2 separate regions of the Homo sapiens genome follow, and region 1 is linked to region 2. Evidence: chromatin contacts called from ENCODE Hi-C or POLR2A ChIA-PET data. All regions are on one chromosome and are shown on one strand. The core of a region is the stretch at or near the end of the contact, and the rest is flanking DNA. Distances in the headings are between cores, read along the strand shown. Region 1 overlaps LOC105369917 (a long non-coding RNA gene). Region 2 overlaps LOC105369917 (a long non-coding RNA gene).

What was found. A loop is a pair of places that touch in the nucleus more often than their neighbours do. ChIA-PET counts read pairs that join two places held with the same protein, here RNA polymerase II (POLR2A). Pooled maps may share reads with other maps.
Region 1: a loop to region 2 is called in a map of prostate gland, with 2.2 times the contacts of the local background. The contact joins two enhancer-like sites. A Hi-C loop is called at or near these places in 4 of 168 maps with a recorded cell type or tissue (esophagus muscularis mucosa, gastrocnemius medialis, prostate gland and 1 more) and 1 of 50 pooled maps. POLR2A ChIA-PET finds 5 or more read pairs at or near these places in 4 of 52 experiments (OCI-LY7, activated CD4-positive, alpha-beta T cell, activated CD8-positive, alpha-beta memory T cell and 1 more).

The regions. Positions count from the first base shown.
Region 1 is chr12:95,381,106-95,387,151 of GRCh38, forward strand. LOC105369917 (a long non-coding RNA gene) reads right to left here. Exons shown (of 11, transcript XR_001749265.1): 5 at 1,347-1,467. Among named protein-coding and RNA genes, the nearest start is that of MIR3685, 74 kb to the left of the region's middle. Within about 2 kb of position 4,311, at least 15 of the 41 ENCODE cell types and tissues checked have a DNase peak (open chromatin) inside an H3K27ac peak, as active enhancers do; they include OCI-LY7, prostate gland and tibial artery, where a contact is called at or near this core.
Region 2 is chr12:95,333,278-95,339,005 of GRCh38, forward strand. LOC105369917 (a long non-coding RNA gene) reads right to left here. Exons shown (of 11, transcript XR_001749265.1): 11 at 4,293-4,381. Among named protein-coding and RNA genes, the nearest start is that of MIR3685, 26 kb to the left of the region's middle. RefSeq lists an enhancer at 1,644-2,560. Within about 2 kb of position 3,359, at least 17 of the 41 ENCODE cell types and tissues checked have a DNase peak (open chromatin) inside an H3K27ac peak, as active enhancers do; they include OCI-LY7, prostate gland and tibial artery, where a contact is called at or near this core.

The sequences.
Region 1 (6,046 bases), core at 3,061-5,560, 49 kb after region 2:
CTGTCCCCCTCAGGTGGGACACTTCCAGTTCACTGCCGTTCCTACTTGGTAGACTCACTCTTATATTATCTCAGTTTGGAATCTTTGATCCTACAGAGATACATACCAAGCTATGAATATGGTTGATTTCTGCAGAGTGAAATTGAGGAGGAGGAGACTTTCACTTTGAACACCATACTTTCCTATTTTAGAAATGTTTTTACAGTAGGCATGAACTGCTTTTCTAATAACAATTTTAAAAAATTGCTGTTTAAAGCAACTGCTGTTTAGCAAAGATAAATCCATTAAGAAAGGGCCAAGTATAGTTTGCCAAGTGAAATGAAGAACTGAAGTAAAAATGTATCACATCCAGGAACTGGTTATTATCTGAAATGAAATAAGCCAGGCACAAAAAGACAAATATCGCATGTCCTCACTTATATGTGGGAGCTAAAAAATGGGATCACATGGAGGTAAAGAGTGGAAAATAGAGAACAGAGACTGGGAGGGGTGGGGCAGGGGTAAAGGGAGGATGAAGAGAAGCGGGTTAAAGGGTAAAAACACACAGTAAGAAGGAATACATAAAATGTTTGACAGCACAGTAGGGTGACTATACTTAACAAAAATGTTTTGTACTTGGGCTGGGCATGGTGGTTTATGCCTGTAATCACAGCACTTTGGGAGACTAAGTCTGGAGGACTGCTTGAGCCCAGGAGTTTGAGACCAGCCTGGGCAACATACTGAAATCTTGACTCTATAAAAAAACAAAGAAACAGAAAACCCCAAAACTGTTTTTTACTCGGGTGACAGACACCCCAAATACCCTGACTTGACCACTACATATTATATACATGTAACAAAGTTGTACATGTAATAAATATACATGTAATAAATTTGTACAAATAAAAAAATTTATAGCCAGCAAATTAATTCAGTCTTCTCAACCTTGTTTCCTTTAATAGCATATATATTTTTTTATTTTTTATTTTGTTGTTTTTTTGAGATGGAGTCTTACTCTGTTGTCCAGACTGGAGTGCAGTGGTGCAATCTTGGCTCACTGCCACCTCTGCCTCCTAGGTTCAAGTGATTCTTCTGCCCCAGCCTCCCAAGTAGCTGAGATTACAGGCATGTGCCACCATGCCCAGCTAATTTTTGTACTTTTAGTAGAGATGGAGTTTCACCATGTTGGCCAGGCTGGTCTTGAACTCCTGACCTCAGGTGATCCACCTGCCTCAGCCTCCCAAAGTGCTGGGATTACAGGTGTGAGCCACTGTGTCTAGTCCCATAATAGTATATTTTAGATACCCAAAGTAAATTACTGTTGCAACATAAAAATAACCATAAGAATGCTAATTGTAAAATAATACCCAAATTTCCACTGGATTATCAAGTTTTCCTTTTGAAGGCCAGGTCCATTCCCTTATGATGTTTCCTTTTCTGCTGATCACCAGGCCTCCTTCCTAATTAAACATCACTGCTACTGTTTGTCTACAAAAAAGACAGAAATTGACCCATTTAGAACAAGAAAAATTCATGCACTCATTGATTTGGCTGAGGTGATGGAAGTCACCAAGATACAGCTTTTAAGAGCATGGGAATCTCTCCTGTCACATTCCTGGAGGATAGTCACTCTCTCTGCCTGAATATCTTTCTGGAAGGAAGCTTGATACATACCTGCTCAGCTGATTAGTGTCCCTTCTCTGAGACATGCCTTCTCCCTCCCCTTGCATCTATAGGGTCATAGGAATGGATCCTGCCAGCCACAATTATCATACCATGTGGGCCTGCTACCTTGGCTATGGCTGATTGAATCAGGGGTGGACATTTAACCACAGCTGTGTTCCAAATGGATACACCCAGATGTGTCAAAGGACTTAGGAGAGGAGGTGGGCATAGTGCATTCAAAGGACTGAAAGGAAGACAGCATGACTAGGGTCAAGAGTGGCGTAAATTAGATGGGAGTGATTGGCAGGCAGTGGTCAGATATGCAGGAATCCTTGGCCATAGCATGAGTTTTATCTTAAGGGCAAAAAACCAGGCTGGGTGCAATGGCTCATGCCTGTAATCCCAACACTTCAGGAGGCCTAGGTGGGAAGACTGCGTGAAGCCAGGAGTTCAGGACCAGCCTGGGCAACAAAGCAAGACCTCGTCTCTATTTCAATAATAATAATAATGATAAAAAGAAAAAAGAGCAAAAAATAATAGAAGGGTTTTAACAACTAAGCAAGGAGGCTACATGATCAAGTGGATTAGGGAGGGACCACAGTACATGCTGGGAGACCAGTTAAGAGGTCATGACTAGCTGAGTGGTCCAGGGAAGATGGCAGCTTGGATGCGAGTACAGGTGAGAAAGACGGAGACCCAGGTATGGATTCAAGAACCATCTAGGGTTTGGATGGATGGGATTTGGGTGGTGAATGAGAGGAATGTGTTGATGTTATCTCCACTATACTCTCTTGGTCTGTGAATGCAGCCAAGCATTTTATTAGTTTCAGATCAGTAGCATCACACTATGAGTCCTTGTCCAAATCATCTTTGGGCCTTCTGTCTTTTGGGCAGAGCCCCTGGCACAGAGAAGAAGCTTAAAGAAAGTCTGTTGAATCATGTTGACAAAATGGATTGTTAAGCCAATATATTTTGAATAATTATTAGACGCAGGACACTGTTTAGGCATTCCAGGGATGCCCTGATTGCAGTTCTCTCTCTACACTTAGGACATTTTCTGTCTTGAGGTAATAATTATTTTGATAGACAACATTTATTATAGCGCCTACTAAGCTCTGAGTGTTGTATGAGAGCCTTAACTACAGGCTTTTAGTAGGTAGTGTTGCTTAATGGTTCCAAACCCTATACGGCCAGACTGGTATGATATTGAATCTGGTTCGTCTGTGTGCTATTGTTGAAGGCTGAGTGAGGGTTGTGATCAACTCAGTATACCACTGGAGGCTGTATGAGTAAACAGCAAACTGTTCTCATGAAAGCAGGATGTTGGCAAACTGACAAACTGCGTCTGCTGCCCAGAAGGAACGCTGAGGGCAGTCAAGCCCCAAGCACAGTGTTTCTTGTGATTAGGCGCATCTGAAGCCTGTTACCAATAATGTGAACCTGTGATCAATTAAGCAGCTGACCAGTCGTTACCCGCTCCTCCCTGCTCTTGCTACCCAATAAATACGAAGGGCTGTAGAAACTCAGGGTGGCTGCTGCCTTTGCTCACTAGAAGCAGGGAGCCCTTTTCTTCTTCCCCTGGCCCCTTCCTTTAAAACAGTTTCTTTTGTCTTAAGTTTTCATTTCTACGTTCGTCCCCCTTCGTTCGGTCTCGTAATGATGGTCTCAAGTAGTAACAGTAGTAACTGTCGTAGTGATGGTCTCAAGTAGTAACCATGGCAGTCTGCCACATCCTATTTTTGTAGATTTGGATTTCCCTCCATTCTCTTCTCTTCTTTCTTTCTCTTTCTTTCTTTCTCTTTTTTTCTTTTTCTTTCTTTCTTTCTTTCTTTCTTTCTTTCTTTCTTTCTTTCTTTCTTTCTTTCTTTCTCTCTCTCTCTCTTTCTTTTTCTTTCTTTCTCTTTCTTTCCCTCCTTCCTTCCTCCCTCCTTTCCTTCCTTCCTTTTTTTTTTTTTTCTTGATCTGTTGCCCAAGCTGGAGTGCAGTGGCATGATCAAGCTAAGGTGACCCTCCTGCCTCAGCCTCCTGAGTATTTGGGACTACAGGGGCATGCCACCATGCTTGGCTAATTTTGTTTATTTTTTACAGAGACGCTCTCACTATGTTTCCCAGGCTGGTCTTGAACTCCTGGGGTCAAGTGATCCTCCTGCCTCACCCTCCCGAAGTGCTAGGATTAGAGGCATGAACCACTATGCTCGGCCTGACTTGGACATATTTCTCAACCTTTCTGTGGCTCAGTTTCCTTGCCTTAAAAGTGATGATAACAATAGCACCTACCTCATAGGGCTGTTGTGAGAGCTAAATGAGTTAATACGTGTAAAACACTTCAGAGCCAGGCACCTTGTAAGTTCTATAAAAATGTTGGCTTTCATGATTAAGTCCTCACAATCCCATCTATAGGTATTATGAGTCCCATTTCATAGACGAGAAAACAGAGGCTGAGAGAGGTTAGTTAATAAACTACCTGCAGCCTAATATAAAGTTTGATAGGCTCACCCTCTACCAGAAGGATGAGAATAGTTCATAGTATAAAAGGAGCACTTTGGGCTTAACCAAGGAGCCTGCAAGCTGGGCTGGAGGAGCAAAGCGACCTAGCCAGTGGAAAAAAAAAAAGAGCAGAAACAGCAGTGCCAAGTCTTGGCCACCTAGAGTACATTCCTTTCTTGAACAGCCTACCCTTTCACTCACCCTGAGCGGTCTAGCCTTCAGCTGTTCTCGTTCCTGCCAGAAGCCTCAGGAAAGACCTTACCCATCCACCGTGCATTTCGGTAGGAGCTTTGGCTAAAGCAGCTGTCTTCCTGTCCACACGGTGTTTCCCTATCCGCTGAATCCCAGTAACAGGGGTCTCACTCCACACCCCTCTTTTATTCCTCTTCCTAACTGCATGGGCTGCTGAGCCTTCTCACCAAGACCCCCTTTGGTGGGAGGGCAGATGCCCAAAAGGAGGATTCTTTTAAAAGATCGTTAATAGTGAAATACTGAAATCCCTTTAAAGGCAGCTTTCTTTTTGTTTTGCCTTGTCTCTTTCAGAGTCTTCAGTTCTGCTGAAAGTAGACATTACTCTCTGCCAAGAAATGGGCTATGAGGCTCGGATAACATTACACAGGGGCAGGACTTAGCGTTTTGGCTTAGTGTTTTGGACTTGTGTGAAGTTCCCAAAATACCATCAGCAGATGGTGTTGCATTTATCTGCTTAGATGCTATTATCAAAGAAGACAGGGGGAGGATGAGGAAGGCAACCACCCCGGAGGGGCGAGTGGAGAAAATTTTTTCATCTCCTGTTTATTTCACAGATATAATTCTCATCTTGGGCATTTAATTTTATGTGTCAAATAAAGGGAACAATTTCCCAGTGCAAATTTAACTGTTGGGAAAAGTCTGATCAGGGCACTGAACATTCTAGCTTCTGCCTAGAAAGTGAAGATTTGTGATGTATTTTTATTTCCATTTTAACGTTGTTGACTTCTAATTCTCTAAGACTGTCAATTAGTCATAAAGGACATCTCAGGAATCATGTTGCTCAACTCTTGCATCAACCACTACCTATTAATTTTTTCATGTATAGCTTTTATTTTTAATTTAGTATTCCTGGAATGATAATTCTTTTAAATTTCATAAAATTGGAGTGAACAAGAAATACCAAGTGCAGGTCCAATTTTCTTATTAGGTGAAAGGGAAATAATGACACCTACTTTAATCATGCAATACAAGACAGCAAATTATATATTAATTTATTGAGCTGTGTCTCTCTTTATTTTTTAAATACATTTATTTATATTTATTTATTTATTTATTTTTTGAGACGGAGTTTTGCTCTTGTTGCCCAGGCTGGAGTGCAATGGTGTGATCTCGGTTCACTGCAACCTCCACTTCCCAGGTTCAAGTGACTCTCTTGCCTCAGCCTCCCATATAGCTGGGATTACAGGCATGCACCACCATGGCCAGCTAATTTTGTGTTTTTAGTAGAGATGGGGTTTCACCATGTCGGCCAGGGTGGTCTCTAACTCCTGACCTCAGGTGATCCGCCCACTTCGGCCTCCCAAAGTTCTGGGATTACACGTGTGAACAACAGTAGTTTTTAAAAATACCTCCCTTTTTTATATAATAGCTTTACTGAAATATAGTTCTCACATCATACTAGTCACCATTTAAAGTATAGAGTTCAATGGTTTCTAGAATATTTACAGAGTTGTGCAACAATCATGATAATCAATTTTAGAACATTTTTTATCACCCCAAAAAGAAACCATGTGTCCACTAGCAGTGACCCGCATCGCTCCCTCTCCTTGGCCTCTGGGCAGCCACTGATCTATTTGCTTTCTGTACAGATTTGCTTAATCTAGATATTTCGTGCAAATGGAATCATACAATATGTGGTCTTTTGTGACTATGCTTTTACTTA
Region 2 (5,728 bases), core at 2,109-4,608:
AAAATGTGACCCAGAGACATGTGGTGAGCTCATGCTGTTGGAAAAATGGTGCTGATAGACTTGCAGGACACAGGGTTGTCAAAAATCTTCAGTTTGTAAAAATCACGATATTTGTGAAATGCAATAACTACAAAGCACAGTAGAATGAGGTGTGCTCATACACCTAACCATTAGCAGTGCTTAGTTCTGGGTAGCAGAAGTGTGAATGCTTTTAATTTCTTTCTTTATGCTTTTCTGCATTTTCAAAAATCAAAGTATACCAGAGGACCCTCCCTGCAAATAATCTGTGGTGCTGACTTCTCACAAAGCAGTCATATAAGCCTCCAAAGACCTTCAGGATCGGAATACTAAGAAGGTAAAATAAATTGGAAGATGTGGCCTGGGTGCAGTGGCTCACGCCTGTAATCCCACCACTCTGGGAGGCCTAGGCGGTGGATCACCTGAGGTCAGGAGTTTGAGACCAGCCTGGCCAACATAGCGAAACCCTGTCTCTACTAAAAATACAAAAATTAGCCCGGCCTGGTGGAAGGCACCTGTTAATTCCAGCTTCTCGGGAGGCCGAGGCAGGAGAATCGCTTGAACCCAGGAGGTGGAGGTTGCAGTGAGCCGAGATTGTGCCACTGGACTCCAGCCTGGGTGACAGAGCAAGACTGTCTCAAAGAAAAGAAAAGAAATAGGAAGATGAGTAGATGTGTGCACATCTCTGCAGGGACAGAAAGATATGGGTGTTCCTGGAGCTGCTTACTGCTCTGTTCTGGTAAGTCCCAGAAAGTTCTCAATCTCTGCTGCCCAAGGCCTCCTCTCATAAATCCTTTTACCCTCTCTGCTGATCATGTGGTTGGTCCCTGCAGGGTAGAGGCTACCAAAACTCTGATAAAATATCCTTAATATATACTGAATAGGATACAAAAATGCATGTGGAGTGGAGCACGGTGGCTCATGCCTGTAATCCCAGCACTTTGGGAGGCCGAGGCAGGTGGATCACCTGAGGTCAGGAATTTGAGATCAGCCTGGCCAACACGGTGAAACCTCATCTCTACTAAAAATACAAAAATTAGCCAGGCATGGTGGCACACACCTGTAATCCCAGCTACTCAGGAGGCTGAGGCAGGAGAATCGCTTGAATCCAGGAGGCGGAGGTTGCAGTGAGCCAAGATCATGCCACTGCACTCCAGCCTGGGCAACAAGAGTGAGACTCCCTTTCAAAAAAAAAAAAAAAATGCGTGTGGTTGCAGTTTGCCCTAAGAGGGCCCATGCTGTCTGGGTGTTCGGTAGCTAAAGTTAGAAAAGGCTTTGAAGTGTCTGAAGAGGAGAGACAGGGAAGTGACTCACAGCTCAACAGCTTCACCCTCTGGCTTTGATGGTCCTTGGCTCCGTGATGCTCAGTGTCTGTGTGAGTCTCAGAGAGCAAAAGCCCAATCCACAGCCCACCTGTTTGTATTCTTCACCCTCATTTGAGATTCTCAGAACTCAAGGAGAGCTCCTTTAGAAAATATGACTGCAGTTGTAGTGTAGTTGAAATATCAAAAACCTTTGTTATTAAAAAACCCAAACCTTTATTATGTCACTTGTAATAAAATATAAATGTGCTAAATTGGCTCAAATAAGTTGGATCAAATAATATTAAATAAAACAAAGGTGAAAAAAGAAACTTAAAAATAATTTTTTTTTGATGGGATCTCACTATGTTGCCCAGGCTGGTCTTGAATGCCTGGTCTCAAGCAATCTTCCTGTCTAGCTTCCAAAAGTGCTGAGATTACAGGCCTGAGCTACTATGCCCAGCCAAGAAACTATTTAAGTACTATAAGTTTTGTTGTGCTCGCTTCGGCAGCACATATACTAAGTACTAAAAGTTTTGTGATATAATTTCTTAAGTTGATAATTCTATTTTAGTCTTTCAACCTGATTATAAGAATTTGGGACAAAGGCTCACGTAAACATGACTTTGGCTCGGGGCAGTGGCTCATGCCTGTAATCCCCCCATTTTGGGAAGATGAGGCAGGAGGATCTATCACTTAAGGCCAGGAGTTTGATGCCAGTCTGGGCAACATAGTGAGACCTCAAATCTACAAAAAATAAAATTAGTCATGTGTGATGGTGTGTGCCTGCCGTCCTAGCTACTTAGGAAGCTGAGGCGGGAGGATCCCTTGAGCCCAGGAGTCAAGGCTGCAGTGAGCTATAATTGTGTCACTGCACTCCGGTCTAGGTGACAGACTCTGTCTCGCTTAAAAAAAAATTAACATGGCTTCATTCCTCATAAAACATTGTGATGAAGAGTCACAATGTTTTGAGTCACTATTCTCTTTACTCCATCTTTGGAGAGGTACGGTGGAGGAGAACAAAAAATGGCCCAAACCAAGCCTTTTAAAGCCTCCTGAAGCACTCAATTCATTTTCTGTCTTGTCCCTTTAAAGGAGAGACATGGCTGGTTCCATCATTCTCTCTCCTCTACTGCGGTGTCACTACACACTTCCACCATTTCCACTGGTCACCTGGAATTGTAACTACAGACTACAGTATTTGTTCCTGTTTTTGTTGTTTTTCGAAATGGAGTCTCACTCTGTCACCCAGGCTGGAGTGATTCTCCTGCCTCAGCCTCCCAAGTAGCTGGAATTATAGGCACACGCCACCATGCCTGGCTAATTTTTGTGTTTTTATTAGAGACGGGGTTTCACCACGTTGACCAGGCTGGTCCTGAACTCCTGGCCTCAGGTGATCCTCCCACCTCAGCCTCCCAGGGAAGTGCTAGGATTATAGGCATGAGCCACTGCAGCTGGCCTGTTCCTGTATTTGCATCTGAACAGTATTTGTATCTGGACAGGAACTCTCTTCCCTCTTGAAGTCAAGGATCACGTCAGAACAGATAGAATAATGTAAATATGTGAGCTGGCAATTTGGAAATAATATTCCACAGAGACAATCTTGTCCCACCCCAGAGCCCTGGATGCACATGTGTATAAAAAAGAACACCTCAGTTAAAGAATCCTTCCAGCCCCATGCATCCGAACAAACAGCTGAAATGAATTTTCAGCTGAGTTTTCACAACGCTCATTGCAAGCTCTTTGCCCTCATTAAATTATCAGGAAAATGCAAGTAATTTATTATGTGTAATCACATCATTCGCGGTAGCACTTCGCCCAGAGAAACCTAGCCCAATATGGTAACATCAGAACAATGCTTCACCTCACATCTTCCTTTGAAAGATAAAGAAAACACAGAATCATTCTGCTTCTCTCCGGGAAGGAAGGCAAAGCGTTTCCCCAGGCCCTCAGAACACCATCTGGCTGCAGTCTTTCCTTTTAGGGACCTGGTATTTTCTGGCCCAGGGACAAAGCGCATTTATTTCAGATGGATCAACACTGTCACCCAGCGGGCAGACAGCTGGGCAGGCTGAGGCCTTAGCCTTGCTCTTGGCTTGACAGCCAGATACTGACAGCCAGTATTTGAATAGGAACCTGTTTGTTTCGGGTGATCAGGATTAATTGTTAATATTCTCTTGGAGGGAACTGGGACAACCTCAGCTGACAAGCCTTTGATTTGGATGTCATGGGTGAGTGCAACTTAAGAAAGACATATATTTTCATCGTGCTGATGCTTTTTTTTTTTTTTAAGCCACTAGTGAATTTATAAGAAGCACAGGCTGTAAACCAACCAAGCATGTCTACCAAGACTCCCAGAATCAAATAGGTTTGCAGGAGCAGGGTGATATTTGGTCACCTGTCAGGTACTCTGGGAAGACTCCTCTACCACAAAATAAGACTAGTTGTTCATTGTTCGTAGTGACAGTGATGAATATTTTGAAAACTGAAAATAGATGTGTGTGTGTGTGTGTGTGTGGTGTGTGTGTGTGTGTATCTGTGTATTGAAATGTCAGGAAATAATCTGCATTACTACGGTGAAATCAGTGGATGAGTTAGTCTTTGTTTCTCTATTTTGTATATATCTCAGAAGACATGCACGGGATGCAACCTCTGTCCCATCTCATTTGTACTGAGTCCTTTTCTCTTGTCTAAACTGTCACTTGACACTTGAAACAAGCTGGATTCCTTTGCATATTGAGGTAGGCTCTGTGCCTTCTTGCTAAATGTACGGTTGAATTATTTCTTCTCCCCAGCTGGAACTCATCAACAAGCTGAAAGCATTCATCTGGGAACACTTTACACTTCTTACGAGCATGTCCGAGGAAGTGGGGGCTGAGACTTCACCTTGTAGAAACTCTTGCAGAATTTTGATTAAAAGCAGTCTCTGTTCATAGTGAGAAAATCTGGATTTGAATTCTGATCCCACCACATGCGAGCTCCTTGACCTTAGATAAGTTAACCTGTGTCTCAGTTTCCACCTCTGTTATCAGGGATAAAATTAGTACCTACCCCCTGGATTGCTGTGAGGATTTAGATAAGAAAATACACATGAATAACTTAGCACAGTGCCTGGGCACATAGTTAAAGATCAATAAACATTAGTATTACCATTGTCATAATTATTATAATGATATCTATCATATATATTATTCCCAAAATGCAACTTTCATAAAGTGCCTCTAGGCTAGCAGATGAAATCATGGCATCTTTTTAGCTGGAAGGGTCCTGAAAGATCATCCAGTCATTGCTTCTCATTAAAATCACCCAGAGAAACTTTTAAAACAAACGCTAATACCTCATTGTAGCCAGACAAAATAATACTTACTGTATGAATCCTTTTTTTTTTTTTTTGAGATGGAGTCTTGGACTGTCACCCAGGCTGGAGTGCAGTGCCATGATCTCCGCTCACCGCAACCTCTGCCTCCTGGGTTCAAGTGATTCTCCTGCCTCAGCCTCCCAAGTAGCTGGGATTACAGGCACCTGCTACCACGCCCGGCTAATTTTCTGTATTTTTAGTAGAGATGGGGTTTCACTATGTTGGCCAGGCTGGTCTTGAACTCCCTACCTCGTGATCCACCTGCCTCAGCCTCTGAAAGTGCTGGGATTACAGGCATATGAATCCTTTTAGATGAAATTCTAGAAGGGACAAACCTAATCTATAGTGACAGAACACTGATCAGTGGTGATCTGGGGATGATGTTGGAAGGACTGGCAGCTAATGGGCCAAAGGAAACTTTTAGGGTGATGGCAGTGTTTTCTATCTTGACTGTGGAAGTGATTACATGGGTACATACGTTTGTCAAACTCATTGGCGCTTAAAATATTCACTTGAACGCATTACGTTGTATGTAAACTATATTGTAATAAAGAGAATACTGATGCTGGGTCTCATCCACAGACATTCTGATTTAATTGTTCGAGGGTGAAGCCCAGAAGTCATTTTTTTTTCATGTATCCAAAGCATCAGCTGTGATTGAGAGCCACTGATCTAACTCAGTCTTCTTTTTTTCCAGATGACATGAACCCAAACAAATACAGCTGGTTAAAGGGGAAGGTCTTAGACTAAAATTCAGGTCACCTGGTTTCTTGTGCGCCAAACCTTATCTTTACTTACAACATGTCCTCTGCCTGGAACCTCTTTCTCTTCCTTCTTCTCATCTCTCTGACAAAATCCTACCTACCCTTAGGGGCTAGTATACAGTTGGCTTTAACCAATAGTATGAGCAATAGCATACCGCATAACTTTTGAGGCTGGAGTGCAGTGGTGTAATCACAGCTCCTTGCAGCCTTGACTTCCAGGCTCAAGTGATCCTCTTGCCTCAGCCTCCTGAGTAGCTAGGGCTACAGGCATACACTACCAAGCCCAG